Linked DNA regions of Homo sapiens: all the other regions are linked to region 2. A link is a loop called in an ENCODE intact Hi-C map of the cell type or tissue named here. Cell type or tissue: GM12878. All regions are shown on one strand.

Region 1 (8,000 bases), 190 kb after region 2:
GGCCCAAGTCACAAAATAAATGAATAGAATTTCTTAAATGAGAGCAAAAAATTAGTACTCTTGGAGCACAAATTCAAGGAGAATGGATCTTTAGCATATTGGTTGTTAAATGCTACCCCAGTGTTTAAGGAGAGAGAAAAGACACACAGAGAGATAAAGAGAGGTTGAGCTGGGAAGCAGATGACTGAGGTCTCTCCTAAACCCTCCATCCTCCACCCTCCACGCGTTAGAGGCAAACCAAGAAGTTACTTGTAGCTGTGACATTCCTGACTGACAGGACTCCAGAACAACTTGTAACAAAAGAGACTTGAATCATCTTTCATATTGGTTTGGGATATTTTTTCATTATGTATTGCTGCTTTTTAAAATGGTTATTTAGTCTTTTAAAAATATATCTTTCCCCATGCATGCCATTTGTTTGTTAAGTCCTTATTTCAGAGAATTCTTAAAGGTAGTCCAATCATTAGAGGGAATTAGCCAGGCGGTACAGAATATCATATGCCAGCCTCCACTAAACAGCTAGACAAGTCTAAATGTGCCCTCCATTTTCAGAAGCCTTCTTTAATCCAGTCTCAATGCTCTCCACTATTAATTCCAAACAATGTTTAAATATGAGTGTGAGGTTAAAGCAAGGTGCTTTCATCCTTAAAGTGGTTGTCATTGTCAGATATGAGTAAATTTGTGCCCAGGAAAACGTGAAAAGGAGAGAAGCTTATAAATTTAACCAGCGGCCGGGAATGGTGACTCATGCCTATAATCCCAGTACTTCAAGAGGCCGTGGCAGGAGAAACACTTAAGACCAGGAATTTGAGACAAGCCTGGGCAAGATGGCGAGAGACCCCAGTAACTACTAATATATACCGTAGTATATATATAATATATAGTAGTATATGTATATATACATATATACATATATATGTATTATAGAGTATATGTATTATATTGTATACATACATGTGCATATATAATATATATAGTAGTATATATACATATATATAATATATATATACACATATGCTGGGCATGGTGCTGTGCACCTGTGGTTCTCAGTTACTCAGGAGTCTGAGGCAAGAGGATCCCTTCACTCCAGGAGTTCAAGGCTTCAATGAGCTGTGCTTACACAACTGTACTCCACCCTGAGTGACAGAGTGACACCTTATCTCTTAAAAAAAAAAAACTATAAGAAAATAAAATCAACAAGTACATCCTGTGTACCTACTTGCATACTACACAGTATGAAAGACATAAAAAGTGAATAAAACATAGTCCTTGAACTTGTGAATAATCTCATAATAATCTAATGGGCTACAGATTACCAAACTAAGTGTAATACATAGAAGAATGTTCTTCATGCTAAATAAAGTCCTGGAGAAGTTTGTTGGAGGGAAAATTTCTATTACGTGGCAAGAATCTATAAGTTTCCAAGTTCTGCAGATTATTCTAATGCCTAGCCTGGCTCTGCAGCATGATGCTAGGTACTATGATTCCAAAACCCAGTGCCTTCCCCTGTAGCCTGACAGTCCAGTGGACTAAGAAAATAGGCATGCCAGCAATTGAACACATTTACTGTTAAAGGCAATTTGATGTAAGTTAAAGTCAAGTCGGGGTAGGTTTTTATTTGTTTTGTTTTGTTCTCATATAATTCTATAGATTTCCTAGGAGTCGTGAAGGAGGAAGTAGTGAACACAGTAATATAGATACCTGCTTTTTTCACTGTGTACTTTTCCCAAGTGGGAAAGAAAGGGCAAGCTAGGGAATTGGGGCTAAATTCCTCCTTAGCGATATGATGCCCAGTTTCCAGGAATGGATAGGCAGGGCTGGGAATCTGCTTCCTTGTTAAGAATCATTTAGTGTTGCAAATATTAAAATTGTGCTATGCAGCCCTCCTTCTTTTGAGTATCTGACTGATTCTTCATGACTTCTTCATTTTCTATTTTTCTACAAACTTATCCATCCTGTAAGCCCAGCTCCTCTACCAGCAAACCTCAAAATAACCAACTCCAAAATACTTAATTTCAAGAGAAGCATTTTTTCTTATACTAGTTCTTGTGTTTGTTGTATTTCCTTTGTATGATTTCATTTTTTTTTAACATTCATGTCATACCCTAACCTCTATTGTGATGTCCTTGGAGGCAGGGGCTATATTTTGTGCCTGCATGTATCTTTTAACCACACGCCTGAACAGGAGAGGCACTCAGGTTGTTTGATTGGCTTGTTTGTTTTGTTGTGTTTTGTTTTTTTTAGATGGAGTCTCACACTGTCACCCAGGCTGGAGTGCAGTTGTGCGATCTCGGCTCACTACAACCTTCACCTCCCAGGTTCAAGTGATTCTTCTTGCCTCAGCCTCCCAAGTAGCTGGGATTACAGGTGCCTGCCACCATGCCTGGCTAATTTTTTTTGTATTTTTAGTAGAGACGGGGTTTCACTATGTTGGGCAGGATGGTCTCGATCTCCTGACCTCGTGATCTGCCCGCCTCAGCCTCCCAAAGTGCTGGGATTTCAGGAGTGAGCCACCGCACCCAGCCTGATTGGCCTGTTTTAATGGGAAACCATTAATACAGGACTTCAGGGATCTTATTTGTATATAACTAAACCATGGCTGGGACATCACTGCCAGTCAGTACAAATGCATATGAGAGTAGCTGCTTCTTTCTTTTAAAACCATTATAAACAGCACTAGAAACATTTTCTCCTACTTTTCAGGAAATGCCTGGAGCAACATGAGCAAAGCTAACTTTTAAAATAAGCTCTTTCATTTTTTGCTTTTTAAATCTCCTATCATCAGTTTACGTTTCACTTATGTTTTAAAATGTGATCATATTAAAATATCTTTAGAGTAGAAAGTATCTTGTATAGCTTTTGAAAAAAATCCTTTTTTGGGAGGTAATCTTGTTAGATATCTTTTGTATTTTATTTAGCAAAAAAAAGCACTAAGCACAAATAAAAACAAAATTGAACCGCCTACAATATGGCATTAAAATAGCTGAAAATTGAGGCCGGGGGCGGTGGCTCACACCTGTAATCCCAGCACTTTGGGAGGCCGAGGTGGGCGGATCACGAGGTCAGGAGATCGAGACCATCCTGGCTAACGCGGTGAAACCCCGTCTCTACTAAAAATACAAAAAATTAGCCGGGCGTAGTGGCGGGCGCCTGTAGTCCCAGCTACTCGGGAGGCTGAGGCAGGAGAATGGCGTGAACCCGGGAAGCGGAGCTTGCAGTGAGCCGAGATTGTGCCACTGCACTCCAGCCTGGGCTACAGAGCTAGACTCTGTCTAAAACAAAAACAAACAAACAAACAAACAAGCAAAAGCTGAAAATTGAATATCTGCTCTTTACATTTAGATTCTGAAATAGAATAATTTGTAATTTTTTAAAATATATTTTAAAATCATTAAGGACAGAACCTAAATCATCAGGACAGAACATTTTATAAAAATGGTGCTGTGAATAAGTAAAGAAGATTTGGAGGGGACAATGTTTTAAAATTTTGTGAGTGACTTTAAAAATAAGAGCGACAAACCAGGTATCCTTTAAAACCAATTAGACTTTTAACCTAGCAGCTTATATCTGTTCATGCCTAGATTGTTTGGCTGTGTGGAAGTAGTTTCTTAGTTGACAGATACAAAATACACAGCAATACTGCCCTCTACAGGTTCCCTGTAAGGCAGGCACTTGTCTTGCAAGTTTTTAAAAGAACCCTAACCTAGAGGAAAGACTTCAAGTGCTTTTGGCTTTGATGTCTTTAACACCAGTGAGCAACCTGGCCATCCCCTACCTCTATGCATGTTGACCACCTACTCCAAACAAATTACACAATCCTCCTTGTTTCTCCGAGCATATGGTATTAATAGCTCTTAAAAGATTTTTACTCTGAGGTCCAGTAGAAATCCGTAACTCCCTTTCTCATACATATGCCATGCTGGGGTTAAGAAAATATTCTGATAGGCCAGAAAGATAGTTAAATATACAAAATCTGGTGAATTTGTTCAAGATTGAAAGCAGTGATACTGCTTTATAGTCACATCTTTTATTTGTAGTACAGAAAGTAATTGTAGATTAAACTCAGTTGTTCCTGATAACAAAAACTTAAACTTAGAAAGAATATATGATCCAGACAAAATTAACAGCCAAGTATTTGGACGTTTAAATAAAATGGGAGTATTTTTAAATTGTGGATATATGAGAGACACAGTAAGAAACTGATATATGATGCAATATATGCAAACTTTGAAAAAAGATTTACATAAAAATAAAAATGCCAAGAGAAAGAAATATGTTTTATCTCCCAAGTATGATGCAGAAAGACAGTATTTCCTGTGCATAAGAGCAAAATTAGAATGGGTTCAAGTCTCAGTGTTGTTCTATACTGTGGAACTTTGGCAGGTACTCAAAGAAAACTTGCCACAAAGCCTCAGGATCAGCCTGAACACTTTACTTGACAGTCTCTGACACAGTGTTTCTCTCCGGCTCTTGTCCTCATGTATCCTGGCACATCTGCATCATTCCTGTTTCTTGTCAGGCTGTCTCTCCCTCAACGTGGCAGAATACGGTCACCAACAACTCTAAAGATGTTACACCTCTAGTCATACAGGCATACCGGATGGCTTTTTCTTAGCTCTTACCCCAAATTTCTGGGAACAGGACTCCAGCCCAACATGAAATTGAGCATGAAGTGCTCTATTGTGACTAATCAGCTATGGCATCAGGATAGGGACTTGCAGAAGACACACAAATCTAATATGTTGTCTTTTTCTCATTTGCCGAAGGTAGATTCTAGGAATTCCTTCAACTCTTGCTCTACAAGCAGTCTCCAGTTTACTAAGCTTTACATTCAAATAGTTGCTTCTTAGTTGTTGATTGGAATTCAGAAAACATTTCCTGTGCCAACTATGTTATTCCATATTGTTATGTCCTTAGAAGAGTCTCACTCCATTGCGAACAAACAAAAATTTTAAAAAGCTAGACTTCTATATGTCTGAAAAATTATTACCAGTTGATATAGGAGTCATAGAAACCACCCACCAAAGATTTTTCAGGACTGCTCTATTCTCAGACAATCTTGTCGGATTGTCAAACTAGGCATGCCTCTTTATTGTTTGAAAACTACAACCCCCACAGATACAGTTTTTTGTTATTGTTGTTGTTGTTTGTTTTGTTTTTTGAGATGGAGTTTCACTCTTGTTGCCCAGGCTGGAGTGCAGTGGTGCAGTCTTGGCCCACTGCAACCTCCCAGGTTCAAGTGATTCTCCTGCCTCAGCCCCCTGAGTAGCTGGGATTACAGGCACCTGCCACCACGCCTGGCTAATTTTTTGTATTTTTAGTAGGGACAGGATTTCCCCATGTTGGTCAGGCTGGTCTTGAACTCCTGACCTCAGGTGATTCACCCACCTCAGCCTCCCAAAGTGCTGGGATTACAGGCGTGAGCCACCGTGCCTGGCCTCCACAAATATAGTTTTAACCATAGGTTGTAGTGTTAGTTTTAAAGAACAGTGAGTTCAGAGTTTCCTCTCTGTGGTCTCAGCAGCAGCAGCAGCAGCGGCAGCAGCAGCAACCCTCTCTCAGTCATGCATCCATCCATGACTGCATGCAGACAGACATCCATCCACCTGCCCCTCACGTACTGTGCCTGGCACTGTTCTAGACTCCAGGGAGACACTATTAAACATGATGAAATGTCAGCTGTTCTGGAACTTGTTTTTTGGTAGGAGAAAATTTAAAAATAAGCAAATATATAAATAATCGTCAGTTAATGTATAAGTGTCAGTTAGTGATAAGTGCTATGTTTTTCTTTAAGTAAAATAAATCAGGGAGTTGTGATATGGAGTGATTTGGGAGTCTATTTGGATAGTGAGATCAGAGATTTCTAAATATCTATTCAGCAGCTATGGTTCTATAGCCAGGACAAGGGGCTCCAGCAGGGAGCATTAGGAACCCAGGAGACTGGGAGGGTCAAGATGACTTGTTATCTTGCCCCATGACAGATACTTCTTAATCCCAGAGTGGCTCCATCTCACCCTTTTTCTAGAGCCCAGGGGATTAACATGACTCTTTTCATTCCTTTTTTTTTTTTTTTTTTTTTTTTTTTTTTGAGACAGTCTTGCTCTGTTACCCAGGCTGGAGTGCAATGGCACAATCTCAGCTCACTGCAACCTCTGCCTCCCCGGCTCAAGCAATTCTCTTGCCTCAGCTTCCCGAGTAGCTGGGATTACAGGTACGCACCACCTCGCCCAGCTAATGTTTGGATTTTTTGTAGAGACGGCATTTCACCATGTTGCCCAGGCTGGTCTTGAATTCCTGACCCATCAGGTGATCCACCCACCTCAGCCTCCCAAAGTGCGGGGATTACAGATGTGAGCCACTAGGCCTGGCACCATTCATTCCTTTCTATCTTTAGTCATTGTTTCTTCCACTAAAAAATGTTCCTCTTCCCTGTTTCACTGCGGGGCAGAAGTCTCAGAGATCTCTCTTCTCTTCTACACAGTTTTGTTGCAGGTATCAAAGAGTGTTTTCTTTGCCTTTCATAATAATTTTTAGAATACTACACAAAGAATAAAAGAAAAAATTAAATGCCACAAAAGAATACACATAAAAATAAGTTTTTCCTGAGTTACAGCCTTCAAATCATCAATCTCTCTGCCCAGATTTATAGACATATATGTGTGTGCACATTATTTATGTGTTTATTTATAAATCAATATGATTCACATATAAGCATTCACTTGTCAATTTATAGAATATATTGTTCTTGTTATGTATCTTGTTTTTCATTTAATTGATTTTAGATATCTTTTTATATCAGCAAATATAAATTTACTTATTCTTTTTAATAGCTGCATAGTATTCCATTGCATGGGTGCAGAATATTTAGATTTTTTTAATCCAGCTCTTAATAGGTATTTAGGCATTATGCAGTCTTTGTTGTTAGAAAAAAACCTGCAATATCTTATAAATGTATGTTGACATGCTAGCTGACTCAAATATTATGAGTGTGTGTATTAAATTTATATATTAGGATGGCCATAAGAAATTCTGGGGTTTATAGGCCAAAATCAGTCAAAAATTGGCAATGTTATATGGTTTAACCTAAGATACATTGCCAAATGTTTTTCCAAAGCTCTCAGCCCAATTTTGTTTGTTTGTTTGTTTTTAATTTCTAACAGCTGTTGAAACAGACAAGTAAATGTCTTGGATGCTAAGCTCTGCTGGATAAAATGAGAAAACAGTGTGGATTGTAAACACTACAAAAGCATGGTTTCCTGTTAACTAGATCCACATTTCCCTTCAGGATTGTTCCCAGGAAACTGCCTTCCCAATCCCTCAAGTTTGGATGAAAGCACCATTATAGGAATTAGGTAGTTGAAAAGGGGAGAGGAAGAAATATGGACCTGGACTCCCAGTGGGCTCTAGAATGACATTAGGTAAATCATTTAACCTCTCCAGTTTGATTCAAATAATGAATACAGATACTACCTTAAAAAATACATGAGACAATGCCTATGGCACTGCCTAGCACAGTATTAAGCACTGAATTCTAGCTTGAATAAATCAAACTTCCCTCCCTCTCCCTTCCTCCCTTGCTGCTGTGCTCTGAATATTCAAACTATGGAGATGTGGCAAGGAAGAGTGTGCCACTCCTCGCCACATAGCCATACAAGCATTAACATGCATCTGGAACCATTTCTGCCCTGAAGATAGAAGCACTGAGCCACTTCAGTCATCTAACAGGTGCTCACTCTGCCTTACAGGTGAGTGGTATGGGGAGTGTCCTCAAAGTCTGGCATCTGGATAAACTGTAATTCAGGCCCATTCGGTGTGTGCAGTTACTGGGGAGCCCAGTGAATAAGTACAGTTTGTCTCAGTGTTACCATCTGCCATTTGCAAAACATTCTGTGCCCACCAGGAAGCATCCCTTCCCTTTTTCAAAATCTTCACTCAGAACATGTCACCAGAGAGAACCCCACAACTCCATGAAGCACACATTCTTGCATCAGTGTGAGTTA
Region 2 (8,000 bases):
TATTTGGCCCCACCCACATCCTGCTGATTTGTCCATTTTACAGAGAGCTGATTGGTCCATTTTACATAGTGCTGATTGGTCCGTTTTACAGAGTGCTGATTGGTCTGTTTTACAGAGTGCTGATTGGTGCATTTACAAACCTTTAGCTAGACACAGAGCGCTGATTGGTGCATTTACAATCCTTTAGCTAGATAGAAAAGTTCTCCAAGTCCCCTACCGGATTAGCTAGACACAGAGCACTGATTGGTGCATTTACAAACCTTTAGCTAGACACAGAGCACTGATTGGTGAATTTACAATCCTTTGGCTAGACAGAAAAGTGGTCCAAGTCCCCAGCCGACCCAGAAGCCCAGCTGGCTTCACCTCTCAATTGCATGTGAGATGAGTCTCTAGAAGACAGCATACCATTGGGTCTTGCTTCTTTATCCAGCTTGCTACTCTGTGCCTTTTAATTGGTGCCATTGAGCCCATTTACATCCAGCATTAATATTGGTATGTGGAGATTTGATCCTGTCATGGTGTTGGTAAATGGTTATTATGTAGACTTGTTTTTGTGGTTGTCTTATATTCTCAGTGGTCAGTTTACTTAAGTGTGTTTTTGTAGTGGTGCATAACATTCTTTCTTGTCCATATTTAGCACTCCTTACAGAACCTTTTGTAAGGCATGTCCAGGGTTAATGGATTCCATCACCATTTGCTTGTCTTACTTCTCCTTTGCTTATGATGCTTAGTTTGGCTAGATATAAAATTATTGGTTGCAAATTCTTTTCTTTAAAAATGCTGAATATAAGCCTTCAATCTCTTCTGGTTTGTGGAGTTTCCGCTGAAAGGTTTGCTGTTAGTTTGATGGGTTTCACTTTTTAGGTCACCTATGCCTTCTCTCTAGCTGCCTTTAACATTTTTTCTTTCATTTTGACCTGGGAGACTCTGATGATTCTGTATCTTGAGGATGGTCTTCTTGTGTAATATCTCATAGAAATTCTCTGCATTTCCTGATTTTGAACATTGGCATCTCTAGCGAGGTTAAGGAAGTTTTCATGGATAATATCTTAAAATATGTTTTCCAAATTGCCTGTTATCTCCTCATATCTTTCAAGGACACTGGTGAATTATAGATTTGGTCTCTTTACATAATCCCATATTTCTCGTTTTTATTCTTTATTTTTTATTTTTGTTCAAGTTAGTTTAGAGAACCAGTCTTTGAGCTGTGAGATTTTTCCTCAGCTTGATTTATTCTGCTGTTAATGCTTGTGATTGCATTATGAAATTATTGTAGTGTGTTTTTCAGCTCTATCAGATCAGTTTGGTTCTTTTTATTTTTATTATTATTATTTTTTCTTCTTAGATGGAGTCTCACTCTGTCACCCAGGCTGGAGTGTTTGTAGTGCAGTGGTGCTATCTTGGCCCACTGCAAGCTCCACCTCCCGGGTTCACGCCATTCTCCTGCCTCAGCCTCCTGAGTAGCTGGGACTACAGGTGCCCGCTATCACGCCCAGCTGATTTTTTTTTTTTTTTTGTATTTTTAGTAGAGATGGGGTTTCACTGTGTTAGCCAGGATGTTCTCAATCTCCTGACCTCGTGATCTGCCCACCTCAGCCTCCCAAAGTGTTGGGATTACAGGCATGAGCCACCGCACCCAGCCAGTTCTTTCTTATAGTGGCTATTTCATCTAACTGCTCCTGTATCATATTTTATTGTAATCCTTAGAATTCTTGGATTGGGTTTTGACTTTCTCCTGAATCTTGATGCTCTTCGTTCCTATCCATATTCTGATTTGTATTTCTTTCATTTCAGTCTTTTCATCCTGGTTAAGAATTCCTGCTGTGAAACTAGTGCAGTTGTTGAGGAAATCAGACACTCTGGCTTTTTGAGTTGCCAGAGTTCTTGTGCTGGTTCTTTCTCATCTGTGTGGGGTGATTCAATGCAGCTGCCACACCCCACCATGTGCTTTAGTTTGAGTACAGTCAGTTGACTTCTTTTCAGGATGTTTTTGGAGGGTTGAGGCTTTGTGCAGGAACTTTATTTGTGGCTGAGTTCTTGTCCTTGGTTTCACAGTGTGGGCAGAAGGTGGCCTATATTAGCAAAGTATTTTTGTTGTTGAAGTTTGGGTTGTGATCAAGTAGGTGGTGCTTAAGCATAATGACCAGTAGGTAGGCTCTTGCTTAGTCACTTCACTGCTTTGTATTTCCTCATGACTGCGATATGCTCCCTCTCTGTGCTCTAAGAGTGTGGAATCCTCTCCCACTCAAGTCCTGGCTATAGCTCTTGGCTTGGCACTTCTTGGCTGCACACTGCAGCCCTGGGTGAGCTCAGGCTTTATGTTCCTTTCTAGCTGGGAGGCAGCAGGAGAAGGGACCTTGCCATGGGTAGGGACATGTGGAAGAGGGCCTTTCACTTGTCTCTCAGGTTTCCATATCAGAAAATGGCAGAGCCACTCCCAGTTGGGGCTATCAGCCTGGGGTGGGGTGGCTGCATTGTGGACTCAAGCCAGGGGGCCCTGCATATTGATGAGCAGAGAGGCCAGGTGGCTCATGGGGGGAAACTGACTGGCTTCTTCTTTTTAGGACAGCAGTGGCTGTCCTAAAGGAGGTGTGGTTAAATCACTGAGAGTCTTTGCTCCTTTTCCAGTCTGAGGGCAGCAAGGACAGTACCACTGCAATGGCAGTGGCAGAGGGGCTTTTGGTTGCCTCTGGAAGCTTCATCTCAAGAGAAACACAGAGCAACTGCTACTGGGAATGTTCAGCTGGTGGGTGGGGGTGACTGCAACTGCTGGCCCAAGCTTGGGGCCCGACTGGGTGAAGAGTGGGGGTTTGAGGGCTCACAGAGAGGAGAGCCTGAGCTTCTCTCTATATAATAACTGTGGTGTGCTAGAAGTATGAGTAAAACCCTCAGGTTCTTTATTTCTTCCCCAGACTGAGGGCATCAGGTACAGAGAGGCTGTTGGTTGCCTCTGGGATCACCTCCCCAGGGAAACACAAAGCCATTAGCAATGGGAATTCTCAGTTGCGGGTGGAGGAGCTCTTCAGTGATCTTGAGGCAAGACCCCTGCCTGGTGAAGAGTGGGGTGTGGGAGCTCGCTGGAAAGAGACTGGGCTCCTCTCCATATGATAGCTGCAGCTTGCTGGAGGTTTCAGCATAGCAACCAGGCCCTTTGTTCCTTCCCCAGCCCGAGGACAGTCAGGGCAGTACTGCTGCAACTGCAATGTCATACATGCTCTGGGTTGTCTCTGGGGTTTCCTCCTCAGAGAAATGCAGAGCCACCACTGACTAAAGTGTTCAGGTGGGGGCAGGTTAATCATATTGGGGGCCCAGGTCAACAGGCACTGCCGAGTGAAGGGTAGGGGAGGTGGGGACGCATGTGGAAAACAGTCTGGCTGCTTTTCTGTAAGGTGGCTGCACTGTGCTGGGCATCTCCATAGGTCTCCAACCACTCCACTCCCTCCTGAGCCTGAGGGCAATAGGAGCAAGGGCTGCAGGACAGCAAAAATGGTGCCCTGCCTCCCTCTAGGAGCTCTATCCCAGGAAAGTGTAGAGCTGCTACCATTCTGAGAGCCCAGGAGGGGGTCACTAAAGTCCCAGGTTTGGAGGCCCTGCCCAGTGAGCAGTAGCAGAGGTGGAGACCTATGTGGAACACAGTCTTGTCCCTTTTCCATAAGGCAGCTCTGCCGGGGGTCTGGGAGAGTCCCGAGTCACTGCACACCCTCTGGAGCCTGAGAGCAACAGGAGGGTGGGTTGCAGAGAAACAAAAATGGCAGGCTACCTCTCCCTCTGGGAGCTCTGTCCCAGGGAATTGCAGAGCTGCTCCCTGCCCAAGAACTCAGGTGGGGCTGGGGTGGCCTCACCAGCACCCCAGGCCAATGGGCCTTATCCTGCAAGGTGCAGTGGAGGCATGGCTTGCAGTCCATCACTGCTCAGCTGTGGATTTGGTTCCTTTCCTGCAGGCATGTGAGGGAGGCTGACCTTCCCCATTGCTGGACCTGCAGCCACTGGTGCCAGGGTGCCTGAGGATCCAAGGCTCCCAGGACTCCATGTGTGCTTGAGCAGGGCTCTGCCCAGACTCCCACGTAGTTCTCTGTGTTGGTCTGGAGGCCGCAGCAGGGGAGTTTGCGGGGATTTCCTGAGCAGAAGTGGTAGAAGTGTGGGTCCCTGAGGACTCTCACTTACTCACTGTTTCCCCAGTGTGGTGACTCCCCTGGCTCTGGGCCACTCCAGGTGGGCAGTTTTCCTGTCTCACTCTTCTCTGTTCTCTGTGGGTCATGCTGTTTCCCTGATGAATCCCAATGTGTTCACCTGGATGTTCCGGTTGAAGAGCTAGTGTCAACCCACCACTCTTTATTCTCTCCGTGAAAGCAGTGCACACTGGCTGCTGCTAGTCAGCCATCTTGGCCTCCATGTAGAAATATTTCTGTAATCATTTCCTAGCTTCCAGGTATCCTGGCATTTTCCCTGTGGATCTCCCAATTCCTCTGGTCACAGAAGACTACATATTCTTAGTGATGTCTTTTGATGAGCACATATTTTTTATCTTTAATGAAGTGTACATTATAATTTTTATGCTATTACTTTATCCTTTCTAAGTGAATCATTCCCTTTCCTCAGGTTACAAATGTATTTGGGTTCTCTCTCCATTCCTCTCTCACACCAGCTTGTCTCTGCATAGCGTCATTTTACAAATGGCTTTGCTAAAAGGGAAGATGAATGCCGCCAACCTCAGATGCTCATCCTTTCAGTGTCTTCCCTATCCTAAGGGAAGACTCTACTTGGCACTGTCTGAGTCACATGTCCATTTCCTGGGCCAGTCACTGTTGCTAGGGAGCTCAGGTTCTATGAGCAACTAAGTTCAAGCCCATCCCTTTAGCAAAGGGATGGTGGCATCAACGAGAAAAACATGGGATGAGGGAGAGGGGAGTCCTCAGAGACAGGCTCTTGGATACTTCAAATAACATATGTGCCACCAAACTTCTTAATTTTAAAAAATTATGTTTTATGTAGAAGATTTATTTCTCTTTCTCTAAACTGCTAATTAAATGTATTCAGGTGCAGTAAAGCTACATTTCTGTTTAGCATATCTAAAACTAAAGTGTGAAATAATCAGATATTTTGAAGTGCTAAAATATGTTCAAATTATATGTGAATAGCAGTACTTCATCAAAGATCACAGTTTAACACATCAAAGTCTACCATAATATGAATGATGCTATTATTTTCACTTTGACAAAAGTTTTTCCCTACCTTCCTCAGATTCTAAAAAAAAAAAAGTTGTGTTGTCCATACCTCCATATAAGAAACCACTGGGAGAGCAACTGTGGTTTAGTGATTAGCACAAGATTTATATACTTAGAAAGCCTAATCATTTTGCTAGGCTTTAGAGCAAGCCTGACGATGTTCCACCCACAGGATTAATTGACAAAAATGAGTGGTCCTTATTGGAAATCATTAAGTACCTCGGGGTTTTCATTTGAAGGAGAAAATTGGAGAGTTCATTGTAGACAAATGACTATCTCCATCAAAGTTACCCACTTGTAAAATATTTTCTTTGAAGTGTAGTTGAATAAATAGCTGGCCCCACTGAGGGGCTTGAAATGATAATGCAATCAACAACATTTGATTCTCCTAGGTCAGACTCACTAAAGGAACCTGATATTAAAAGTAGTGTTTCAGGAAAGCTTTCATCTTAGCTTAAAAATTATAGACATCAGGGAAAGTGCTGGAGGGGCTCTATAAATTATAGGCACAGCAGTTATTTCCCCATAATGAGGAAAGGACCCAGCTGACTTTCTCAGTGTCATACGGGCTTCAGCTTTCCTCTCTCAATTCTCTCTGCTATGTGCATAAAGCTCTCCTTCATTACTGCCATTGCTCTCCCATCCCTTGGGTATTATAATCCTATTACTTTTCAGATTTAGGTGTGGAAAACCTCTTAAAAATTAATAAATGAGTTCATTTTAATTGACAAATAAACATTATATACATTGGTCATGTACAACATCATGTTTGGAAATACACATACATTCTGGAATGGCTAAATTGAACAAATTAACATAAACATTACCTCACATCCTTATTTTTTGTGATGAGAACACTTGAGATCTACTCTTAGCAATGTTTAAGAACACAATACATTGTTATAGTCATGTTATACAATAGACCTCTTGAACATTTTCCTCCTGTCTAATTGGCATTTTGTATATTTGGACCAACATCTTCAGAAGCCTTCTGGGCCTCCCCAAATTTCTTTTCTTTGTGACAGTTTTTCAAAACAAAATCATATTAATAAACTATGGGTGAGGGAGTGGAGTACACACAAAAGCTTAAAAATTGAGATGTTTATAACATCATGTTTCTGATCCTATTTTGAGGGGTCTAGTCACAGATTCAATTAATAAATATAAAATAAGAGACATCCAACTTCTTTTCATCTTCCCTGCTTCAGGCTTGTTTTCTTTGTTTCTCTGTGGCCATATGATGAAATGATAGTTGCCGTCTTCACTTTCCATTAAAATAAGTTGAATTTCTCATCTTTTCCCGTTTCAGATGCCATTGCTTTTGGAAAAGCACTGGAGTTTCTATTTGATATTTAAGGGATATCTTCAGTTCTTAGTTTGTCTACAGAATTGAATTAGCAAAGAGTCTTTCTTACCTTTCCATATATGATTGGTTGGTTGTGACTGCCTAGAGTACTGGATTGAGATGGCATCTGGGGGTGAACACAGGTGATTAATTAATAATGTCTGCCTTGGGCTTCACAAGCAGCAGTTCTTTCTTAATCCCAATCAATGGTAAAGTATATGTTTTGATTTGATTTTTGTTTCTACTCAGGTTATCAGCATGGGGAATTCCAGTGGTTGTCTTTTTTATTTGTCCTTCAGATATCACTGTGGTGGTGAAGGGCAGTTCTAAGTATATATTAAAGTATTATACATATATTAAAATTAATATATATAATTTTCTCTCTAGTTGAATTAAAGCCATCTTAAGAGGGAAAAGATTCTCTCTACAATGTATGAGGCATTAAGTAGACAACAAAAGCTAAATTCTTAGGAGAAATTTCCTTTTTTATGGTTCATTTCAGTAAGTCATTTTGATTTCTTAGCAAATGAATACGGAAACGTTGAAGCTTAAAATATAATATGGAGATTGATGTTCCTGATCCATCCCAATATACACATCATTTTTTGCTATTGTCTATTCTGTGATGTTTTGAACAATTTAATCAAGCAACAGGATTTTGTAGTGTTTCTTCATGAAAATAACTGTACGTAAGTTCCCCCAGGTATGCCCTTCTGGTGACTATTTTTGACTTTATATTCGTGGCTGTTGTGCTTCATTTAATTCCCATTGTTCTTTTCATGGTTATACTTTTCATTTTCAAGAAGAAATGTTTATTTTTAACTCAAATCATGATTAAGAGTAGCATCCAGTGAGACAAATGGCAATCCACTTGGTTCAATCATTTTTGAAGTTCAGTTTAGCTTTAAGCCACTAAATTTGGGTTAGGTTTAAAAGAGAGAATTGGTCATGATGTCCTTGCATTTGTGTCTAGTAACAACGGCAAATGTTTTATGATTTTTGTACAGTACTCAGGATCTTTGAGGGCTTTGGTGTCAATTTTAATGTAGACCCCAAAGACTGACTGAAACACAAAGATGGATTGAAGCATTCATTCACTTATTCATCAGTTTGCCATTTATTTAACAATTATTTGAGCATTCACTATATTCTAGTTCATCTGATGGGTTCCAGGGAGTCTATTGTGGTGTAGAACACTGAGAAGTAATAAAAACAAGGTCTACATGTGATAAGGGTCATGTCCAGGATGGTATCATGCAAGGGGAACTTTCAGAGCGGGGTGGTGGTGGCACCAGGGAAGCCTTTGTAGAAGACCTGAAGGATAAATAGAAGTTAACCATGATGTCCAGGCAGTGGGAAAACCACAGGTGAAAGTCCTAAGCCCTTCCAGCTACTTTAAGAAATCCAATTGCTTCCCATAAACATATTTA
Region 3 (8,000 bases), 52 kb after region 2:
GTTTATAGATTTTTTCTGTTCAATGTGATTACATATAGGAGATTTAAGTTTTCTTCTGTGTGTTTTTCTGTGCATTTCTCAATTTCTACAAAGAATATGTGTTGTTTAGCAACAACAAAAAAGTACATCTCAGTCTGAAAAGGTTACAGGGAACAATAGGGTTGGAGGTGTGTTCAGTAATCAGCGTTTATGGAGATTGTGATGAATTCCTGCAAGAATTATACTTATTTATGGTAGCTGACCTTTTCTGATTCTCTTTGGAACCCCCTCAGGAACCATCTTCATCTCCCTTCTTCCCACTGGAGTTATTTCAAAGACTTTCAGCAAGTGGAAAATTACAACATTTATGTCATGGGTGGTATTCTCAGTTATTCAGATTCAGATGCAAAAAAATGTTTTGAATACCTACTATGTGCCAAACACCTTATGAAATATCTTCAGTCTTTGGGGCATCAGACCTCAAAGGGGCATTTAGGATTTCCATAGATAAAGGAAAAGATAGGCCAGGCCGGGCGCGGTGGCTCACGCCTGTAATCCCAGCACTTTGGAAGGCCAAGGCGGGCAGATCATGAGGTCATGAGATCGAGACCATCCTGGCTAACACAGCGAAACCCTGTCTCTACTAAAATACAAAAAAATTGACTGGGCGTGGTTGCGGGTGCCTGTAGTCCCAGCTACTCGGGAGGCTGAGGCAGGAGAATGGCGTGAACTCAGGATGGGGAGCTTGTAGTGAGCCGAGATCGGGCCACTGCACTCCAGCCTGGGCGACAGAGCGAGACTCCATTTCAAAAAAAAAAAAGGAAAAGAAAAAGGATAAGATAAAGATTTTTTAAGATCGAAGTATAGTCTAGAATCTACTACCAATTAGCTTTGTAACTTACTTGAACAAGTTACACTCTTCTGAGCCCTTATATTTACTCATTTATTCAATATTTATTCATTCAGCAAATATTGGGTAAGTATGAACTAACTGACAGGCACTATTCCAAGCCCCAGGGATAGACCAGTGAACAACTCAAAGTCACTCTTCTCACTGTAGTCAAGTGAGACTGACATTATATAAATACATAAATGTGTAATGTTCTAGATAGAGTTAAGTGCTATGGTGAAAACTTAAACCAGCAAGGGAATAAGAAAGGCTGGAGCCAGGGAAGAAAATAATTGCTGCTTTATGAAGAATTGCCAGAGAAAGACTGATCAGATGACATTTAAGAAAAGACTTGAAGAGTTTGAGAGACAATAATAATACAGACCTTACTTCCTTCATGGATTGCTAGAACTTTATGAAAGGGCTTTGCAAATGTGGAAGGGTATCTGCAGTTCTCTCAAGTTTGATTTGTCTTTGGTGAGAGAGGGCCTGAGTTTACTTCCCTCTATCTAAGGACATTCTCCCTTTGGAGATGGAGTAGATGTTATCTATAGAAACACATGGATGAGAATAATAGAGTCTGTATCAGGGCCAGAATGGTCAGATGATTTCCATTCTGCCTAAACTGAATTAATGAGATATAGAGATCAACATTCGCTATAGAGAGCTATGTATTCTGCATCAAATGTCCTTTAAGTTTCTTTTATTTTAGCCACAAAGATTTTCCAAAATACCAAGGATCGTCAAAAAGAAAGAAAGAGAGAGAGAGGGAGGGAGGGAGGAACGGAGGGAGGAAGGGAGAGAGAGAAAGAGAGAAAGAGAGAAAAAGAGAGAAAGAGAAAGAAAACCACAATCTTACACTTCACTGGTATCAGGTCACCAGTTGTCACTAAAAAAATATCATGCAGGAATCATCTCCGTACCCCTTCCCTAATATCATTAATACATTTCATTCATTTGAATCTGTCCCAGATATTTCTCTGTGCATTTAGCTATATTCACATATATCACAGCCACTCTGGGATGAATTTTAAATCATAAAGAAGGAAATGTTTCTGAAAACTGTCAAGCATTATTTTCTTTTCTTTTCTTTTTTTTTTTTTTAAGAAACTTGGCACGGCGTAGCTATGGCTCCAACACCTGGGCTAAATGAGGAAGTATCAAAAATACTTCCTCATTTAGCCCAGGTGTTGGAGCCATAGCTACGCCGTGCCAACTTTCTCAGGGTTTAGCCCCTTGGTCTTGGGCTTTCCCTCAGGTGTTGATGGGGCTCAAGTGAGACAGAATATGAAAGTGCATGATGCCTGGTGCTGGCTGCAGACCAACGAAAATCTCTGGGCCTTGGTGTTTATACAGGTGTGCCTCTAACTGTCTGTGGGTCTGCAGTTATAAAACAGAAGCCACAAAATGTGCCAGAGGTAGGGGAAAGCTAAGGAGCGAATGAAAATTTCTAAACTCTTTAAAGATTTCTTCTATTTAAGAGCCTTCTTTGTCTTTAACATAAATTCTAATATGTTGTTTATAATGAATGAGCAGAAAGTGTCTTATTCAAGTGTATGCTCAAAAATATGAATTGAATTGAAAAAGGCAGAAAAGAGAGAAAAGAGGAAAAGAATAAAACAGGGAGAGGAGACTGTTGTAATATATAAGACTTTCAGACATAAATACGGTATGCTAATATGGAATTTTTTTAAGGATGCCAATTACCTAATGCATCTCTATTTTTGTCAATAAAGGCAACAAGTTGAATGTTACCTGTTAGGGCAACCAGCCAAACAGTTTCCATGCTGACCACTACTTCTTTGTGGTCCACTGACATTATAAATATAGCCTAGTCTCTGTGAGACTTTATTGTATTTATTATTTACATATAAACATAAACAATAGTGTTCATCTCTGTGGCCCTGTGCTTCATATAGTACCTGGTTGATAGTACTCAATGTTTTTTTGTTTGGTTGTTTTTTTTTTTTTTTTTTTTTTTTTGAGACAGAGACTTGCTCTGTCGCCAGGCTGGAGTACAATGGCATGATCTCAGCTCACTGCAACCTCCACCTTCCTAGTTCAAGCAATTCCCCTGCCTCAGCCTCCTGAGTAGCAGGGATTATAGGTGCGTGCCACCCTGCCCAGCTAATTTTTTTGTATTTTTAGTAGATACGGGGTTTCACCATGTTGGCCAGACTGGTCTCGAACTCCTGACCTCAGGCAATCTGCACGCCTCAGCCTCCCAAAGTGTTGGGATTACAGGCATAAGCCACCATGCCCAGCCAGTACTCAATGTTTTTAAATATGAATTTATTAATATAATTAAACCCGAGGACTTTCTTTAGTTAGAGAGATAGCACAGGCTGCTTAGGTTTGAATCCTGGCTCTCTACCTACTCCCTGTGTGACCTTCAACTTCTTAGCCTTTTTGTGACTCTGATTCCTCATCTGTAAAACAAGAGTAAGAGTATTACCTCCAGCAAAGGATGGTTGTGATGATTCAATACATTATGTTTCTAAAATGCTTAGTATCTAGTAAAGTGCTAGGATAAATTTGCTATTATTTAATAAGGATTGAATAAATATGCTCTGAAATGGGACCCCTATAAAATTATCTATTTTGCTAAATGTAAACTGAACAATAGAAATAGAATATATGGGGTATTGCCATCAACTGAATTTTCTCTTCATTGAGAAATTAGTGAACATCATTAGCCAGGAGGAGCAATAGTGTTGTTTCCGTTTTATTCTGGAATGTATGCCTCCATTACACTGTCCTCGTCCAATTGATCCTCCTTTATGTACCCCCAGAATATTCTGGAATAAGAGTATTACTCTGTTTCAGAACTGAGTTTTTATCACTGCTTTTGAAAATGTTTCAAGTTCACTATCAGTTGAGTAATTACTGATTTTTAAGACAATTTTATTTTCCTTTAATATGTTTTGCATAATACATATAAAATTTTTATTAATTAATCTGGAATGACTTCAGTTGTTTTCTAACACAAGGGCTTCTTTGTTTTTTGTGCCTTCTCTGCTCTTCCCATTATCACAATTGGGAAGGCAACTCCATGCATTCCTTCATGACTAAGTTAGATTTTTTTACAGTTTTAGATCATTTTTAATTGACACATAATAATTGCACATATTAATGGGACACAGTGTGATGTCTTAATGGATATATACATTGTATAATGATTAAATCAGCAGGGTATCTTGCATATCCATCATGTCAAGCATTTATCATTTCTTTGTTGTAAAAATATTCAAAATTCTTTCTCATAGTTACTTTGAAATATATGATGAAATACTTTGATGACCTGAAAAAGAGATCCTTCATTGCTTAGCATTATGGCACTTCCAGTTTAAATGCTATTAAACTGCACCTCATTAGATTACCCTATTTTTAACTATTGTACAACTGATATTTCTAGATTATGTGATGATTGGGCATAAGACAATTTAATGAACTTGTTTATTTGTGTCAGGTCCCTGAGGGTGTAGACTAAGTCTGAGCCAACTTCTTATTGCTCAGGTCTAGCAGAGCGTTTGGCATTAGTATGTTGAAATGAAGAGGTAATGTAGAATACCATGGTATGAAGCACATATTCCTTAGGAAGCACCCTTGGGAAGCGGAGGCAGGCGGATCACGAGGTCAGGAGATTGAGACCATCCTGGCTAACACGGTGAAACCTTGTCTCTACTAAAAATCCAAAAAAATTAGCCAGGTGTGGTGGCGGACACCTGTAGTCCCAGCTACTTGGGAGGCTGAGGCGGGAGAATGGCGTGAACCTGGGAGGTGGAGCTTTCAGTGAGCCGAGATCCTGCCACTGCACTCCAGCCTGGGCCACAGAGTGAGGAGTGAGACTCCATCTACAAAAAAAAAAAAAAAAAAAAAAAAAAAAAAAGAAAGCACCCTTATTGAGCCAGATGAATACATTTTAATAGATTTGACTCAGAATCACCAACAGAAATAGACAAAATGCAAAGGGTCTGAAATGGGTGAAGCTGAGTTGAAACTATATCAGAAATTATCTCAAGGTGGTTTCTAGCGTCGTGGGGAAAAAGTGTCACACTGATTTCTGACTTGTGGTGGTTTTTGCTACCATGGTGAACAAGTGTTTCCAGTTTCAAAAGTCTTGTGTTTGCTAGTAACTCACAAAGTTTCCATTCACATTCACCAATAGCCTTTTACTGTCTCTTCATTGTCTTTCCAGGCCTCCTACAGTAGTGCCTCAATTTTGGTGGCTCTTACATTTTTACTTGAAGAGTTAGGCTGCATATTGAAGTAAGTTAGATCTGGATTTGTCGAGGCTCTTGGTGTGGTTTTCTACAGATATGAAAGAAATAAAGAAAAACTGCCTTTTGGTATCAATTTATTCATCTAAAAATCATGATCATAATAGAAGAGAGGATGTTTATTGTTAAAGAAAATTGGAAATAGGAAAACATGAATCCATTTTGAAAAAGAGCCTGATTTCATGGTAAATAATAAAAAATAAGTTTTATTAGGATTTTTATCTTAAAAACATAGAGTTATACACATAACTATTTCATCTAATATGAAACAAGTTATAATTGCAGCTATGTGCTACTGCTACATGTGAAACTGGGAAGCATCTTGGAAGGGGGCCTAATGTTATAGTTTAGTGGATAAGTGAATATTTTATATTATAAAAAAACCTTTGCTTCCTAATGTGACCTGGTAAATGTAGGGAGTTGAACAATAAACTTCCAAATAAATAGACTAACCTAAAGTTATTGTGTGGATAAACTAATATGCATGGAACACCTTTGTCATAGTGTTGGATAAATGACAGTCACTGCATAATATTAAAGCATGTATCTCCACTAGATCCCATGACAATTATCCACTTAAGAAAAATGACAGCTTTAAAAAAGTGTCTGAATTTTTTAGGGATTTAGAAATTGTGTTTAGCACTTTCTTTTTTAAAAAATTTTCAGCTTATGGAAAAGTTTGGATTTATTAGTCAATACTACAAAAATCACTAACTCTTTACCTGCACTGTCCGACAGTAGTCCCTGTCCTCACCACTTCCCCTCTGTCCATGAACCCGATCCCTTCCTTTCATGAGGCAAATGATTCAGGTACATAAGCCTGTGTTAGAAAATGTGGAGAAAGACTGGAAATTAAGATGATCCTTTGAGTCTATGGCAAATGTCTGATGAAAATATGTACTGCTTGCTTGTTGAAACTTGATGGACTAGGCAAGAAAAATGTGAGTACATCTTGTTTTCAAACTCTAACCTGTCTTTCTGTGGCAAACAAGTTGTTTCCTTCTTCATTCAGATATTTAATTATAATCCCCTACTTGACCTGTGCTTTTCTCCAGGTTCTGTATAGTACCAGTGGGTATGTTGTAATTGACTGCATGCACTGGCAAGGAATCCTTTAAAAATAACTGGTGCAAATAATTAGGGTAATATTTCTTCTTTGGTGGCTAGTCAGGCAAAGATGTGGATAAATTGGGTTCTCTTTCATTACATTACACACACACACACACACACACACACACACACACACACAGACCAGTGTATAGCTGCCGGGCGCGGTGGCTCATGCCTGTAATCCCAGCACTTTGGGAGGCCGAGGCGGGTGGATCACAAAGTCAGGAGATTGAGACCAACCTGGCTAACATGGTGAAACCCCGTCTCTACTAAAAATACAAAAATTAGCTGGGCGTGGTGGTGGGCGCCTGTAGTCCCAGCTACTCGGGAGGCTGAGGCAGGAGAATGGCGTGAACCTAGGAGTTCACTGCAGAGCTGGCAGTGAGCCGAGTGCACTCCACTCGGCGTGGAGTGAGCCTCACTGCACTCCAGCCTGGGCAACAGAGCAAGACTCTGTTTCAAAAAAAAAAGACCAATGTATAGCAAAAGCATCCAAGTAGCAAAATGCGTAATTTCATATTTAAATATTATCTTATTCTTCACCCATGAATAAATAATCTAAAGCTGTATACTAAAAGGAATGCTTTTTATTCATTTCTATTTAATATTATTTTTAGTTTTAATTATGAAATGTTTCAAAAACTCAGAAGAATAAACCATTTTAGAAGATATTTAGAGGATACCCATATACCCACCACTCACATTTAATGAATTAACATTTTGCCATATTTTTTCATACAGTATTTTTGTAAAGAAAGAAAATGTTACAGATACACAGATAACAGCTAAAGCCCTATCCTTTCCATTCCTTTTTTTTTTTTTTTTTTTTTTGTGGCAATCTCGCTGTGTCGTCACCCAGGCTGCTGGTGCAGTGGCACAATCATGGCTCACTGCAGCCACAACCTCCTGGACTCAAGCAATTCACCCACCTCAGCCTTCTGAGTAGCTGCGACCACAGATACACTACCACACCCAGCTAATTTTTGTATTTTTTTGTAGAAGCAGGGTTTCGCCATGTTGCCCAGGCTGGTCTTGAACTCCTGGGCTCAAGCAATCTGCCCATCTCAACCTCCCAAAGTGCTGGGATTACATGTGTGAGCCACCGCACTCAGTCTCCCTTCCTTTTTAAGTTACAGTTTACTATCCTGAAGTTGGTGTGTGCAAATGTATACCTTTGCACAGCTTTGCATATATGTATATCCATAAACAACACTAAGTTTATGTTTTAAAAGTTTAATAAATATCACAGTTTATGACTTCTTTTGTAGTTTGCTTTCATCACTCAGCATTATATTTCTGAATTTTATCCATGTTGATTAATTTAGGACGTACTTCGTTCATTTTAACTGCTATATAATATTCCATTGCATGAACCCTGTCCTGTTATAAAGGAAAGTCTTAAATTTATTAAATGCCTATTAGGTGTCAGACATTATAATACGTATATATACATATGTACATCATATATATGCTTTGATTTTTGCCTCCAGGTTATCCATTAATTTGATGTTTTGCTGACTGGCAAGGCTAAGAATGAGAAACAATTTTATTTTCCTGCACAGCAAAGCCCAACATTTCTGGGATCGCCATATGTCCTCTTAATTCTATTTGCAAACCAGTCAGTTCTTTGCTGAGTTTGTCCATTTTTTGGGGAATATTACCAAACACCTAGCAGAAACCTATTCACATTTTTAATATACTAGCCAGGAACCTGCTTGCCTAAGTTTACAAGTTTACTAAGT
Region 4 (8,000 bases), 140 kb after region 2:
GGGCTGTTTCTGAGGAAAAAAGTGAAGAAGGTAGAGGCTGAACTTTTAGGAATCAGAACACACTTGGAAGGACACTCCAGGTTAAGTGATGAGCATAAGAAAAACTCAGGAAGTGGAAACGGATGTTTCTGTGTGAGGTGGAGGAAGGGAGACAGGCAGGAAAGGGAAGCCTGCCTTGACCAGAGGTGAAGGGAGGTGTCAGAGAGTCATTAAAATTAAAGTTAGGGGCACCCAATTTGAAAAAGCTACAAAAACTTCATAGAAATACTGAGTCCATTTTCATTTCATGTTCATTGTTTAATCTTGAAATATTTTCTTAGGCAAACATATACTATTATTTGTAAAGCAAGATTAAGCAAGAAGTGTGTATTTGAGGGGAGTGTGGGAGAGGAAGGGAGAAGTGGGAAGGAAGACTAGCCAGCAGTATCTACTTACACAAGCACCCACTAAAACTTTGTTAAGGCTTTGTCCATTGTGACAATGTATGACAAAATTAAATTAGTTCAGGTATACAGATATTTCAACATTGTTATCAGTTTGGAGCTTGGCTTCTTACCAGAGCAGCTTCATTTTTAGTCATTTGATGGACTGCTGGACCCATGGAAGGTTGGCAGGGTTTCTGTGACTGTCTGCCTGGGGAGGAAAGAGTGGGAGCTGGGGGACTAAGTGTAAGTAAACTCTGCAAGTGTATCTATAGAATATAGAAAGTGGGCAGATCCAGAAATTCTTCAGAGAGATCATTAACATGATTTTGTGGGATTCTTTGAATGTTAAATGCCTCAACATTTGGGAGGCACTATAAATTGTATTTGAACATGGAACTTCTCTATATAACATCCTTCCTGGCTTCATAGGCTCACATTTGTAAAGTTTCAACACTTAACATTGTAGTGGTCTGTTAATCTCTTCCTGCTGCCTTAGCAAAATATCATAGACCAGGTGGCTCAAACAACAGACATTTATTTTCTCACAGTTCTGGAAGCTAAAAGTCTGAAACCAGGGCGCCAACATGGTTGGGTTCTGGCGAGGGCTTCTTCCTGGCTTCCACATAGCACGTTCATAGTTTGTCCTCCCATGACAAAGAGCGACCTAGCAAGGACACTCTTTGATATAGTTTGGATATTTGTCCTCACCCAAATCTCATGTTAAGTTGTAACCCCAATGCTGGAGGTGGGGCTGGGCAGGAAGTGTTTGAGTCATGAGGGTAGGTCCCTCATAGCCGGTGCTGTCTTTGTGATAGTGAGTTCTCCTGTGACCTGGTCATTGAAATGTGTGTGGTACCACCACCCCCCACTTGCTCCTCCTTTGACCATGTCACCATGACATCCCTTATGACCTCATCTAAAAACCTCCTAAAGACCCCATCTCTAATTACCATTACTTTGGGGATTAGGACTTCAACATATGAATTCTGGGGAGACACAAATATTCAGCCCATAAGTGGATATTTTTGGTTGCATCCTTGTCCCATCTATTCTTTGCTTTTTCCCTTACAAACATGATCCTATGATGGATATAGAGAAAGATTTGAATCAGAGACTACAGCAGTATATGTCATTTTATTCTTGGCACCTCCTTGTTAATCTTCTTCCTAGATATGCAGAAGGAAATCAAACTGATGAGTGTCCATTAAAAATTTCATTTTTCAAACTGGACAGTGGCTCACACCTGTAATCCCAACACTGTGGGAGGCTGAGGTGGAAAAATCACTTGAGCCCAGGCGTTTGAGACCAGCCTGGTCAACATAGTGATATCCTGTCTCTACAAAAAATAATTTTTCAAAAAAGTTAGCCAGATGTGGTGGTGCCTGCCTGTAGTCCCAGCTAGTTGGGAGGCTGATGTGGGAGGATCACTTGAACCTGGGAGGTTGAGGCTGCAGTGAGCTATGATCATGCCACTGCACTCCAGCCTGGGCAACAGAGCAAGACCCTGTCTCAATTTTTTTTTTTTAATTTACTTTTCAGAGAGATATCCTTACCACCCTATTTAAAACTGTTAACCAACACCCTCCCCACCCCGCTATAACTCCTGACTTCACTTTCTCTACTGTTTTTTCTTTTCTGAACAGTCATTATCATCTTCTAAGGTAGTACATAATGTATTCATTTTGTGTATTGTTTATTGTCTGTCTCCCATTAAGTATACGATCCACTAGGACTGAGATCTTTATTTTGTTCACTGATGTATCCAAAGTACCTAGAATAGTGCCTGGCCCATAGTAGGCATTTAATATATATTGTTGAGTGAATAAAAGAACAGCTACAAAGTTATCTATAGAAAAATATTACATTTATCCATTAAAAATTAATAATATTAAGGAAACACTATGTTACACAAGCTGGATTGAGATTTTAAACCTCATACTTAGCAATGATTTTTACTTTCCTGAGGAGATCACACAGTAGAGGTAATAAGTGACCAGTACATCTGTTTTGAAGATAGAGCTGAGCCGGGCATGGTGCCTCACACCTGTAATCCCAGCAGTTTGGGAGGCAGAGGTGGGTGAATCACCTGAGGTCAGGAGTTTGAGATCAGCCTGGCCAACATGGTGAAACCCCATCTCTACTAAAAATATAAAAATTAGCCAGGTGTAAGGATGGGTGCCTGTAATCCCAGCTACTGGGGAGGCTGAGGCAGGTAGAATTGCTTGAACCCGGGAGGTGGAAGTTGCAGTGAGCCAAGATCATGCCACTGCACACCTGCCTGGGGGAAAGAGTGAGATTCTGTCTAAAAAAAAAAAAATAAATAAATAAAGAAGAAGAAGAAAATGGAGCCAACAGGAGTTGCTAATGCAGCTGACGTGGTGCAAAAGAGGAAAGTCAAACGTAACTTCAAGATTTTTGGCTGAATACCCTGAAAGACAAAATTGCCATCAATGGAGATAGGAAGGATTACAGGGGAAGCCAGCTGATGGGTGGTGGTAATGGTGGTTGGGGAGGTGGTGGTTAAAGAGCTTAGTTCTGTTTGTGGTCACTTAATGTTGTGTGTTAGATATCCAAGTAGAGAAAGAGCAGTATATATGAATAACAAATCAAGGTTAGAAGTCTGAGCTTGAAACGTGAACTTATACTGACTCCACTAAAAAGACTCTTTTATTATGAAGAGTTTGATGTAAAGTAGACATGGTGAATGTAAGATATCACTAGAGAAAAAAATGGAAAATCACTCTATTTTTGAAATTTATCTGGTATATTTTCCTTTATATAGTATCTTCCAGCAGGCAAAACAAAAATAAAATATCTCTCTTTGTTTGTTTCACACTGTTGTATTTTTTATGTAGACATAATTTCCAATATTTATTCCTTGAGAAATCCTTCCCCTTGGAAATTCATGAATTAAGATGATCTGGAATTGGAAGAAATATTTCATTATAAGAAATAAAGTGAATAACTTTTGGGTATTTCATTAGTCTCTCTGTCATTATAATTACAGAATTTTTAAAGAAAAGGTTTATAGGAAAGGAGATGTGATAGTAACCACTTGCTATTATCTCTCCCTCCATCAGCTACTTATATTTCTTCTTGCGTATGGCCACACTAGACATAAAACACATTTTATCTTCCTAATCACATTATCGATTTATTATATTCCTTGCCTCATAGCCTTTTGTTTTGTTTTAATCTTTTATTTCAATAATTTTTGCGTACAGGCAGGTTTTGGTTACATGGGTAAGTTCTTTAGTGGTGATTTCTGAGATTTTAGTGCACCCATCACCTGAGCGCTGTACACTGCACCCAATATATCTTCTTTTTTCCCTCACCCATCTCCCAACATTTCCCACCCTGAGTACCCAATATCATCTTGTTTTGTTTTTGTTATCAATTTTGCTGTTTGCATCTTTTCAAAAAAACTGTACCGTATGCATCTTAAGATGGCAATTATTTTACAGTGATTGCATCCTACTGTAAAATAAATACATCAATCAATGAAGAATTTGGGACAGCTGTCACAAATACAAAAGCCTGTCCTTACATTTCATGTCTTATCTGGTCAGATTTTGGTTGACTGAATTTTTTTCTTTTTACAATTCAGAATTGTCTGGGTGGTCCTGACAGATGTTCAAGAACCCAGTAAACTCTTACATTAGCACAAAGTATAGAGTTAGTGACATCAAGATTCATATATAGATATGTGTGTACTATGTGTGTTTGTATAATACAATAGAGGCTCCAGCTTAATGGAAACATATGGTAAATGGATTTAATAAAAATTCTTTTTTGAATGCTGATTATCCAAACCATCTGCAATGTGGTCAGATCACACTTCCTTCATGTCTTGCCTGAGAGAACAAAATAACCAGAGATTTGGACTCAGTTCCTGAGTCTAAGGAAGACTGTCCAAAAGTCCATCAACCCATGGTACATATTTTTCTTCTGAAAGGTTGTTTCATCTCTACTCCATTCCTATCAGCCTATGAATGTGTGTCTCTCTTTTTCCTTTCTCTCTAGTTATAAGATATATGTATATAATATATACACCCACACATGTAATAAAGCTTCTCTCTTTATGACTCTAGCATATGTAAATATATAGACAAAGGAAGAGTAGTAACTTGAAAGGGGAAGTACATTCTGTTATGTTTTGGTGAAAACGCAGAACAAAATACAGAAGCCAAACAAGTTTTCAAAAAATCTCTACTTTTCTTCTTCTGCCTAGAGAAACAGATGTACATTGTATTTATACAGATGCAACTTTCTTAAAATTAGAATAATGCATACCTTAAAATGATTGTTTTAGGTTATTTATTAGCAGCATAGCAAACAAATATCAACTTAATTAATAATTAACATTTTTGACAGCTATTTTATAAAATTTATTTCTTAAAAGTGTTTTTGAAATCTTTTCATATACATTAACATATATTCATATTTTATAGGCTCTAAAGTATTATAAGATACATTATTGAAACACAATAAAAAATTAGTCCCTTCAATTTGATAAACTTTTTTACACAAATTGTCAATAAGTTATTCAATGAAATACAAGAAACAAAAGTATAAATGTTGTCTTCTGTTTTGCATTCGTTCGCCCTGGGGTTTGTGAGTTTTGATGTCCTGTAATGAGGTTGTTTGCAGAATATATTACTAGATTGTCAAGATTTAAATGCATGTTTAATTTACAGCATCATTTGTACTCAGTTTTGAATATTTCACTTCAGCTTTCATTATTGCATAAACAGAAATTTTAACTTGTTATAAGTGACCCATGAAGGGGTCTGAGAAATACAAAATATACTCAAAACAGTGACAGGGAAGGCTCTTTGTGGCCAGCTGTGATGGACAGAGAAAGGCAAAGGTGGAGGTCAGAAGTGAGACCCCCACCGAGAAGCATGTGAAAGGAGAATTTACTTGTGGGAAAGAATAGAGAAGAGAAAAATGAATATAAAAGAAACTAAGGATCCTACCAAGATTATGACTAAAACAACTGGGTCATTGTTGATAAAAATGAGGCTATGAAAGAAGTAGATTTTATCCTTTAAGGCAGTGGAAATAGAATAATTAAAAGTTGCCTGGTCACCAAGACCATAGACTTGTAAGAAATTCATTCACGTGTTTTTTATTCATTTAGTCAGCTTCCCATTCTACAAATATTTTTAGTACGTGTCATGTGAAAGGCACTACTGTTTTCTCTGCATTGAGTGTGGTAGATGTTCAGGGTAGATGAGATGAGATGACAGATGGTCCTAGACACCCAGTAAGGATGAAGTACTGTTTTACGTTGACTTGGCTGGCAGCAGTGGGCAACCCTCTTCTATGTTCTGAATGTTTGTAGTTAGTGTCCCCTACTTCATTAACACATCAAAATACCCCCAAGATAATGAAATTAGAAGGTGGGAACTTGGGGGAGTTGATGACATCATGAGGGTAGTGCCCTCAAGAATGAGATTTGTGCCCTTATAAAAGAGGCCCCAGAGAGATCCTTGCCTCTTCTGCCATGTGAGGTTACAGCAAAAACACTGACATCTAGAAAGCTGACCCTGATTAGACACCAAATCTGCTGGCACCTTGATATTGAACTTCTCAACCTCCAGAACTGTGAGAAAGACATTTATCCTTTTTATAAGTCATTCAGTCTGTGGTAGGCTGTTATAGCAGCCCAAACAGACTAAGGCACTCTCCAACACCCCAGAGCATCAACAACACTACATTTTTAAAGTCAGGTTTATTGAGGTATAATTTACATAGAGTTATGTAATCACCACCACAATCAAACTATAGAACAGTTATGCTACCCCCAAAAAAATCCCCAATGCCCCTTTGCAGTCATCCGCTCCCCCACCCTCAGCCCCTGGCAATGACTGGTATATTTTCTGTCCCTGAAGTTTTATCTTTGCCAGAAAGTTATATTATGCAATCTATAGCATGTAACCTTTGAGCCTGTCATCTTTCATTGAACGTAATGCACCTGAAATTCTTGCGTGCTGTTGTGTGTTATCAGTAGCTCCTTACTTTTCACTGCAGAGTAGTATTCAATTCAATTGTATGCATATATACAGTTTTTTTTTGTCCAGTTAGTTGCTGAAAAATATTTAGGTTGTACCCCATTTGTCAGATTTATTAGTAGATCCACTATGTACATTTGCATACAGGTTTTTAATACTGCACTTTAATATATCTTCTTTCTATCATTGTAGCTTCCAGCCTTTTAGTCAAAGAAACCATTTCTTCCTCAACTTTTCTAAAAATGCTTATGAGAATGTGTTGAAGTCTTGGCATCAAACCCCTTATTTATGAGTTAAAATTTATTGACCACCATGAGAAAATTATCTTATAAGATAGTTTTGGAATGGAGGCCATCAAAAAATAAGAAAAAATATGGTAGTGATAGGAGAAGTTGGGCAGTATCTAAATGTAACTTTTGCCAAAGTACCTTCATGAAGTACTGAATGTATTTTCCATTTACTGGATATAAGACGATGTGCTGTGACCTGTGGAGGGATTAAAAACTATGATACTCAGTTCTTTGTCTTCATTTATTTAAAAATATTTTTAACAACTTAGTAATAAGTGGCATCATATGGCATATATTTCTCTTTGTTAATTACAAAGGAAACTCCGAGGACAGGTTCTACATTTCATTTTTGTTAACTTATATTTTGTTCTTTGTTTTTAAGTACTATGTCCTCAGTACCGTATCTGGCATATAGTAGGGCTTATTAAAGATTTTTGAATGTATAAGCAACCAGATAGAATTTTTTTAATGAAAAGTAAGAAAACATCATAAGGTACTTTGATTGACCAAGGGTCAATAAGTTTTAAAAGTTTGGAGTGGATAAATCTAAGTAGAATGGAATCACTTAGGAAAGTAGAAAAGATGAGAGTTTCCTTTAGATTTTGTTGCTTTTTATGATTGATATACCTATTCTTCACATTTAAACCATAGTTCAGTTAATGTGAGACCAAATCAAATGTAAGACATACCATCATTTTAGGTATTACTAAGAATAATAACACACTATAATTTGAATTATGATCTACCATTGTCTATAAGATGTATCCCAAATTAAAAAATATAAAATGAGAAAATGCAAATTATAAAATTAATGAAATATGAGATTTTTACCAAGTTTATATAGGATATATTTAAAAATTATTTATAAAGTATTAAAATTTACACATATGACAGATACTATATTTTAAATTTTAATTTTTTGACTCTAACAAGAAAATTTAACAAAATATACGAATATACATGTACAAATAAGACATATACATATTGAAGTTCAATAATTACTTGAATGAATATAATATGACTTGCATGCATGTAAATATTCACGTGGGAAGTGACTACACACTCACTGTGAGCAACAACCATGTAATCAGAACACCTGTAGAGATAGCAACATTTTAGAACCTTTTGATTGAATTCCATTATGTAGATAGGGAAGGTTATAGTCCAGCATTTTTAGAAATGACCATTTTTTCGTGTGCTTACCACATGCAGGCATCGTGTTCAGCTATCAACGGTCATATGAGTTAATTGCTAGTGTTATCTGTATT

What was found. Peaks named below come from ENCODE experiments on the same cell type or tissue, not always from the same donor. Only the 100,000 strongest peaks of a DNase experiment are listed, where the experiment ranks them.
Region 1: it touches region 2 in a loop (2.9-fold over the local background); 6 of 110 quality-filtered maps call a loop at or near these places.
Region 3: a loop joins it to region 2, with 3 times the contacts of the local background. A loop is called at or near these places in 2 of 110 quality-filtered maps.
Region 4: it touches region 2 in a loop (3-fold over the local background); 2 of 110 quality-filtered maps call a loop at or near these places.

What each region holds. Positions count from the first base shown.
Region 1 is chr4:85,744,428-85,752,427 of GRCh38, forward strand. The region is part of intron 3 of ARHGAP24 (Rho GTPase activating protein 24); the gene reads left to right. Among named protein-coding and RNA genes, the nearest start is that of MIR4451, 26 kb to the left of the region's middle. In GM12878, a CTCF peak has its summit at 3,668 (motif pointing left); no DNase peak of the experiment used is centred here; H3K27me3 peaks cover 157 bases.
Region 2 is chr4:85,553,338-85,561,337 of GRCh38, forward strand. The region is part of intron 1 of ARHGAP24 (Rho GTPase activating protein 24); the gene reads left to right. Among named protein-coding and RNA genes, the nearest start is that of ARHGAP24, 82 kb to the left of the region's middle. RefSeq lists enhancers at 1,877-1,926, 3,979-4,378. In GM12878, no CTCF peak of the experiment used is centred here; DNase peaks (open chromatin) are centred at 2,034, 3,163 and 4,134; H3K27ac peaks cover 1,631 bases.
Region 3 is chr4:85,605,726-85,613,725 of GRCh38, forward strand. All of the region lies in intron 2 of ARHGAP24 (Rho GTPase activating protein 24), which reads left to right. Among named protein-coding and RNA genes, the nearest start is that of MIR4451, 110 kb to the right of the region's middle. RefSeq lists an enhancer at 4,976-5,035. In GM12878, no CTCF peak of the experiment used is centred here; DNase peaks (open chromatin) are centred at 2,136 and 4,936; H3K27ac peaks cover 207 bases.
Region 4 is chr4:85,697,666-85,705,665 of GRCh38, forward strand. All of the region lies in intron 2 of ARHGAP24 (Rho GTPase activating protein 24), which reads left to right. Among named protein-coding and RNA genes, the nearest start is that of MIR4451, 21 kb to the right of the region's middle. In GM12878, no CTCF peak of the experiment used is centred here; a DNase peak (open chromatin) is centred at 4,496; H3K27ac peaks cover 1,046 bases.